2 separate regions of the Homo sapiens genome follow, and region 2 is linked to region 1. A link is an interaction called in ENCODE POLR2A ChIA-PET data of the cell type or tissue named here. Cell type or tissue: A673. All regions are shown on one strand. Each heading gives the region's core, and the rest is flanking DNA. Links, peaks and the distances in the headings are about the cores only.

Region 1 (3,802 bases), core at 853-3,352:
GCTGTGAACACTGTTCAGTACTAGCAGGTAGCAGGCAATATTTATAGTAATGTTTATGTTTTTATGTCAAGACTCATTTGATTTCATTAACATGTCATGTGAATATCTTTTGCCTCATTTCCTCCAATAATATAAACGATATTTTAACTTGGAAAATGAGCAAGCAAAAGTCTCTTCTGAAAAGAGCATTGTTGCCCTAGCAAGCAAACCAATTTATTTCAACTTTTGTCGACTTCTCTGGAATATTTAGGTACATTTGCTGAAAGATCTGTAAATCTAGAGAGTAAACTTAGCTAAAACAATAACTCTTGTGAACCCCTTTTGAAATTGCCATGAAATCATATTGCAAATGTGTAAAAATTTTTAAAAAAAACAACTCTATAGCAAAAGGATGTTGAAACATAAAAATACGTCAAACTGCTAATATCTTGGGTTGCACTATTAGGCTGAGCTACAGCTGTGTGTGTCTTGAAGCCTCCTCAGAACTCCAGGAATCCAGAGCTGTGAGGCTGATCTAGCTGTATGTGGTTAAAGGATATACAGGTAATCAGAGAGGTTATCTAGAAGGGCCCAGAATGTCCTGTTCCCTTAGGGGCTCCTAACATCTACCACCCATCCCTCTACCCTCTCGTCCTTATATAGTAGCTGTAAATCCTTAAAGTTTGCTATTGGAGGGGTCATGCTACCTCTCCCAGCAGTTATTTTGGGGAAGAGATGGCTGCTTCAATGTGCTGTCTGGCCAATGTCTGGGCAAGAAGGAACATTAAAATGATCTGTGCTTCCTACACATCCCAGGTCCCCTAAGTCACAAAAGCCATCACCTGTACCAAGGCTCTCTACGGACCAGCATGTCTGCAGGAGAAAGACAATGGGTGAAACCCACTTCCGTGGAAGTAGGGTGCTGCATTCTTCCTCCAGCTTTCCCTATTCTTTAGATACTGTCTGCCTCGACCTCCAAGAAACATGATTCCTATGCGTCATCTGTTGCCATAGCCAAGTGCTCCCAGAACCGGCCTTGTTACTGGTTAGCCCTTCAGTTAAAGATCATTATCTGCCAGGCCATCTGTTATTTTCACTTAGGAGAGTGTATTATTTCAGACCTATAGATGTCCTTTAAATTTCCCCTACATGTTGTGTAGTAACTAGATGTAGTCCAAGGGTAAAGTCCCACTGTGAACAATGGGAATCAGAGTCCCACTTTTGAGAGCATTTGTGACAATGGTATAATCTTGGATGGCCATGAACCCACCCTTGGGAGACGGGGAGGGGAATCTGAGAACAGTGAAAAATGAAATAAAATGAGAGTCTGGTTCTTGCCATACAGAACAGTGGTTGCTTTCAGTGGGATTACTTGCTTTCTGGTGTAGCTATGCTTAAGAATTCGTGCTTCTTGCTATGGGGCATAATGTTGCCCCTATAGCCTCTTTTATGAGTGCTGGCTAGCTCCCATCAACTATGGTGATCTTGGCACGCCACCTTTACAAAAGGGAGCCATGAAGACTAGGAGTTTTCCTACCTCGCACATTCCTCCTTAACCAGTTAAGAAAATGCTCAGTAGACTTTGCCTTCTTTAACTGGCCTGTTTTCCACCTGCTAAATGAGAATGTGCCTTATGACTTCTTTTCCCCCAATGGAAATTGTATTGCTGAATTTCAAAAGGCATCAAGTCATCTCTGCAACCCTGGGGCAGCTGTCATTTGTAAAGAGAATGGTTTGCATTGAGTGGCTTTTTTATGAACCTATATTCCAGTCATATCTGAACTGCCACATCCTGTGGTACAAGGAGATGATGATGAGGAAGATGTTGATGACATCTAGCAAGTATTGACTGACATCCTTTGCTAGGTGTGATACTAAATATTCTGTGACACTTATCACATTAAATCCTCCTTACTTTACCTGTGTAATGCAGGTAATAGAGGCAGCTCATTCACGTATTTCAATGGACAGGGGAGGAAAAAGATCCAAGAATGATCCTGTCCACTGGCATCCTGTATTCTTTTTGTTTGCTGTTGTTGTTTCTTTCATTCAGCTGTCTAGCTTCCAAGGCTGTGGGTTGTCCAGGCTCCCTTCTCTATTACCTTCATTCATGGATAGTATTTCTAGGAGAAAACAGGTAGCCTAGCATAGGTAGCAGCCTAGGGTGGGGGTAAAGTGGAAACAGACATTGAGACTTCAGCAGTGAGTTTTTGCTACATGTGTTGGTAATTGATTTCAGTTGTCTCTCCTCTGTGTTAACCTCTATGTAAAGTCTAACTTCACCCATGTCATGCTTTTCTGGGCTTCAGTTTCTGCAGGGTTATGGGAATGATTAAGCCCTTGTAGCTTAAAGCATGGACATTCTTGGGAGAAAATCGCATGTTAGTGAACAAATGTGTTTTAGTTGTTTGTGTTGAACTAGATTGTCACTGGGAGCAAATAAGACACTTAGAAGACAGAATGAAGTCTTTCAAATTGTCAGAAATGAGGAGGGAGATGTCAAATTTTTTGCTCTCATGAAACATGTTTTAAGTAAAATTTACTATAACATCTACTGTCATGAAAATTTTATTAGTATACGACAAATAGAGGTTAGCTGATTTGTAGATGATTTTTCAGCAAAATGCCTTTTTCAACAAAAGGCATGTTAAATAATCAATGAACAAGTGGATAAAGAAATAAGTTTGTAAATATGGGAAGGGAAGTCACTGGGGGTTACTAACATTTTCTTTGTTTTTCTATTGTTTCTAACCTTGGTTATGGGGGCATTTTTAGGTTAATTTGCCACCTTTATTACATACTCAATGATTATTTACTGAATATCTCTTGGGGCATCACTAACGGGTATGGGGGTGGGTGTGTTAGATACAGACATACATATAACTACATAACGTGTGGTTATCTTGATGCTTTGTGTTCAATTTTTAAAATTATTTTTTAATTTCAATTTTTATTTTAGATTGAGAGGGTACATGTGCATGTTTGTTACATAGGTGTATTATGTGATACTGAGGTTTAAGCTTCTATTGATCCCATCACCCAGGTGTGAACATAGTACCCAATAGGAAGTTTTCAGCCCTTCCCCCCACCCTTTTGGAGTCCTTAGTGTCTCTTTTTCCTGTCTTTATGTCCATGTGTACCCAAGATTTAGCTCCTGCTTACAAGTGAGAACATGTAATATTTGGTTTTCTGTTTCTGTATTAATTCACTTAGGATAATGGCCTCCAGCTGCATCCATGTTGCTGCAAAGGACATGCTTTCATTCTTTTTTATGGCTGTGTAGTATTCCCGGGTGTATATGTACCACATTTTCTTTATCCAGTCCACCATTAATGGGCATCTAGGTTGATTCCATGTCCTTGCTACTGTGAATAGTGCTGTGACGATATGTTCAAATATTCAACATATCAGAATAGTCCATGATTATATTGGAGAACAAATGTACTGCTACCAGGTGATTATATGCTTGAAGATGGTATCCAATGAGACAGAAAAACCAAATTCAGAAATACTATCCTCTCACAATTTTAGATTTACACACATTGAAACTAGAATGGATTTGGGATCATCTTATCTGACTCCTCTTTATGAATAAGAAAACCAAAGCCAGCATAACAAAATGATTTATGAAACTTCACTAATCAGCTGCAGAGCTAGAATGAGAATTCTAGCCTCTGGCCTCCAAATATAATGCTTTTTTTGTTTACTTTTTAGTTTTTATGTTTTAAAAGTACTATTTATTTACAATAATTAAAAAATAATGAAGCTATGCCCCCATGGTCATGCCGATTTCATTGCTCTTTTGACTTTTAAATATTTTAAT
Region 2 (3,802 bases), core at 429-2,928, 230 kb after region 1:
TTTTAATAATGAAGTCCACAGTCCCTGCATAGCTTACCAAGCAACTGTGGATTTGCAGGGTGCGGCCAGCAGGTTGCTGGAGCGAGATGGGCTCCCAGTTCCCCTAACATCACTCTCCACCCTCCACAGTCTATCCACAAGCCACCACCCTGCTGCTCACAGGTCTGACCCTCCCCTGTGGTTGATGGGCAGGACAGGACTCTACATATGCCGGTGTCTGTTAACACAATGGGGAACCCACCAGAGATCCCTCACACAGGATCACTTTTCTGGCTGGGCTGTTTTTCCTCATCTTTCATCAGTGAGTGTTGGCCGTCAGCGTGGCACTCTTCACACCCAAGTGAAGCCTGCCTTTCCCCTCTGCCACATTGCAGTCTCTGCTGGGGTGGAAAAGAGGTCAGCAAATGAACTCACAATAGTGCTAAGCATTGGATTAAGCTTTCACCATTAGTCTTTTCAGCTGACCCAAGAATTGCATTGTGAATGGGGAGGTGGGGTGACTCACTGAGTAATCCTTTAAAGAGTCCATTGGAAGCCAGTCTTCTTTCAAATGTTTCACATGGAATAATCGTGAATATTTTTGCATGGATGTGCAATTAATTGCAAAGTATGTATGTATACTTTAGGTGGAAACTTAAAAACCTTCCTTTGCCATTCTCATAAATGGGCTTGCTGATCTGCCTATTATAGATTATGGTGGCCAAAGCACCACCCTTCTATTAAAAAGTATAATCTTTTTTTTTGTTGTTGTTAACCAATCAAATGTTCCATCTGTTTAGACTCCGCTGTCTGCTCTGGATTTTAGAACAATGCAGTCAAGGTTATTCTTGCTCAGTAATCTTGCCTTGAAAAAGTGAGTTACTGTTCCCAGAGGCAAAGGCACTGCTTCTTGATGACAGGCAAGTGGGATTTATTAGCTTTGTGAAGGAGGTGGGAGGGCATCGTGATACTTGGTAAATTATGAGAGGGGCTGGGGAGACCATGTCAAAAAGAAAGGGATTCCTTGCCAGATGTTCCTAAGAGTTGAATTACCATGGAGAAAATAATCTGAAAATATGAGTGACCTCGACTTTGTCCTAAACCCCCATGGCTTAAAGTGCAAGCGAAAGGAGGGAATGTGGCTTTATAGGGGCTTGCAGGTAGATGGAGGGTGGGTGGGGGTGGTGTCAGGTCAGTTCCTTATGGGCTTCCCTAAGTCAGTGCTGGAGAGCAAAAAGAGTGTTGAGGCCTCCCGAGAACGCTAGAATGACCCCACATCCCTCTACATCAGCTTTAGACCCACAGCAGCCTCCTAGGTCTTCTAGGTGGAGGCTGAGATAGAGATGTTCTATCCTGAATATGTTCAGACAAGCCAGGGGCACTCATATAGGTGGTGCGGTTTCCTGTTTTGCAAAGGACAGGAGATAGAGCCACCCAAGCAGATGTCCCAGATGAAAATGGCTGTGAAACGACAGTGTCACCTTAATATCCATTTGGACCTCATTTATGGGAAAAGCCACCTTTCCCACACCACTATATTTTGTTTGTTACAATCTCTGTTTGTCCTTCTCTTTCAAACATATTTCTCATTAGATTTATTCCATCGCATATTTTCAGCTTGTTTCTGTGAAGTTCCGACAGGAGGGGTGTTCCAGGAAGCTCCGCGGTACCTTTTATTTTATTTTACTTTATTTTTGCCCTTCTCCTGGAAGAGCACTTGGTAATCTTCTTAAATGCTTTTTGAAAGCCTTTTAATGACATCACTCAGTGCCCCGCTGATCACTCATGAACTGCAGTTGTACACCAGCTCCAAAAGTTCCATATTTATGATGATAAACAAGAGCTGTAAGATTTCTAATTTTGCTGAGGGGCTATTTTCCCTCTCTCTCTTGATGTGACTCAGTTTTTCAGTGTAGGGCCAGAGGCTGTTTGTGTACTCAGAGACGATGTTTTCAACTTTTTGCTCTTGATTTTTCCAGGCAATTAGCAAAGTCTTTTTAGAGTGGAATTGTTATGAGCATACATTCTATTTTAATTCATTGTAATTAGAGGGATGAGCATTACACTTCTTCAAGAACTCCTAGAAGTCAATGTTCTGATTTCCAAAGATCAAAATCTTATTTTATGAGCAAAAAATGTGACTAGATATGAAAAATGACAATCAGTAATATTCCTCCAGCTGGCAGAGTGTATGAACTCCACTTGTGATTTCAAAATCATGCTGCAGAGCTGTAGCTGGGTTTTCTGATGGTTTCTCCACGGATTATCTTCCTCAAATACAATGTTAAAAATAATAACTTGTCACTGTGGCCCTCAGTTTGGTTGTGTTTATTATAAAGAAGATTGAACATATGAACTGCCAATTGATGATGGCCCATGTTCCTGGTCTGTTTAAGTAACATCAAGTCATCTTTGAATTTAAGAAATGGTAGCATTCTCTTATTTGATTGCTATTAGCCCTGAAATGGAACTGTCCAGAATAGTATTTGTGAAATGGCAGAGTTCCCGGACCCCCCTCACAGGACGTGAGACAGGGGTGTGGCTAGTCTATCTGGCCACCTAGTGAGCACTCAAACCCCTTACAGGAGGGGGAGCATGCAGATGGGCAGGTGCAGGAGCCGGGGCAAGTGCTTTTGGACTCTGGCCCCACAGTAGCATCTAGGGGTGGGTGCCTGCAACTCTCAAAGCTGCAGTGGGCATGTTACCATGCTCTTTTAGCTCTGCCATCTGCACACAGCTTAAGTGTTAACCAGCTCAGTGCCCTCTTGGTATCCAAGTCCTTGTCCTGCATCCAGGAAGAATCAGGTCACACAGACAAACTGAAGGATGGTAAATGCGGGGGATTTTATTGCCTCATCAAGGTGGCTCTCAGCAGGATGGAGTGGGAAGATGATCTTCCCCTGGAGTTCAGCCATCCTGAAGCCAATCTCCTCTCTCACCATTCCTAGCCAAACTCCTCTCAGCATTCAGATGTTCCTTCTCTTCTCTCCTCTGCTCCTCTGCTCTTCTGCTCCTCTGCTCTTCTGCTCATGGAGCCTGGGGCTTGGGGTTTATATGGGTACAGGATAGGGAGGCATGGCAGACCAAAAGGCAACATTTGGGCACAAAAACAGGAATGCCCGTTCCCATTTAGGGCCATGGGTTTCCAGACTTGAGGGTGGGGCTTTTGCCAAGGAACCACCCTCTTCTACCCAGTATTTCCCTGCCTCCTGTCCATGTCATTTGTACAAGAAAACATTTTTCTCCCAGTAAAGCTTATCAGTTTTCACAGAATAATTGTCAGCCCCTAAAGTATTTTTGGCTGTCTCCAGAGGTTAGTAGGTAAGAAGCTTGAAGATGAGGCCAGAGTTCAGCATTGAGCTGTCCCAGGTGACACAGACTGGTGAGGGCAGGCAGGTTGGCTGAACTCAGTCCCTGGAGCTTGGGGCCAGAGGAGGTTGCAGCTGTGTAAGCAGGTGGGCTTCAGCCCCTCAGGATAGCAAGTCTCACAGCCAGGGATGCAGATGCTAACATCTGTCACATTGTCTTCAGTGGTTTATTATCTTAGTTTCAGCTGCTGCAACCAATACCATCGACTTGGGGGCTTAAATGACAGGGATTTATTTCTCATAGTTCTGGAGGCTAGAAGTCCAAGAGCAGGGTGCCAGCATGGTCAGGTTCTGGTGACAACCCTCTTTCTAGTTGGTAGACCTCTGTCTTCTTGCTGTGTCCTCATATGGCAGAAAGAAAGCATCTGTCTCATGTCTCTTTTTAGAAGGACACTAATCCCATCACAAGGGCTCTACTCTTGTGACCAAATCACACCCCAAAGGCCTCACTTCCA

What was found. Peaks named below come from ENCODE experiments on the same cell type or tissue, not always from the same donor. Only the 100,000 strongest peaks of a DNase experiment are listed, where the experiment ranks them.
Region 2: POLR2A ChIA-PET joins it to region 1 with 5 read pairs; 1 of 35 experiments calls an interaction of 5 or more read pairs at or near these places.

The regions. Positions count from the first base shown.
Region 1 is chr10:24,119,089-24,122,890 of GRCh38, forward strand. It overlaps a transcript of KIAA1217 not described here. Among named protein-coding and RNA genes, the nearest start is that of KIAA1217, 88 kb to the right of the region's middle. In A673, for the core only: no CTCF peak of the experiment used is centred there; no DNase peak of the experiment used is centred there; H3K4me3 peaks cover 359 bases; H3K27ac peaks cover 585 bases.
Region 2 is chr10:24,351,770-24,355,571 of GRCh38, forward strand. The region is part of intron 2 of KIAA1217; the gene reads left to right. Among named protein-coding and RNA genes, the nearest start is that of MIR603, 78 kb to the left of the region's middle. In A673, for the core only: no CTCF peak of the experiment used is centred there; a DNase peak (open chromatin) is centred at 1,742; H3K27ac peaks cover 1,158 bases.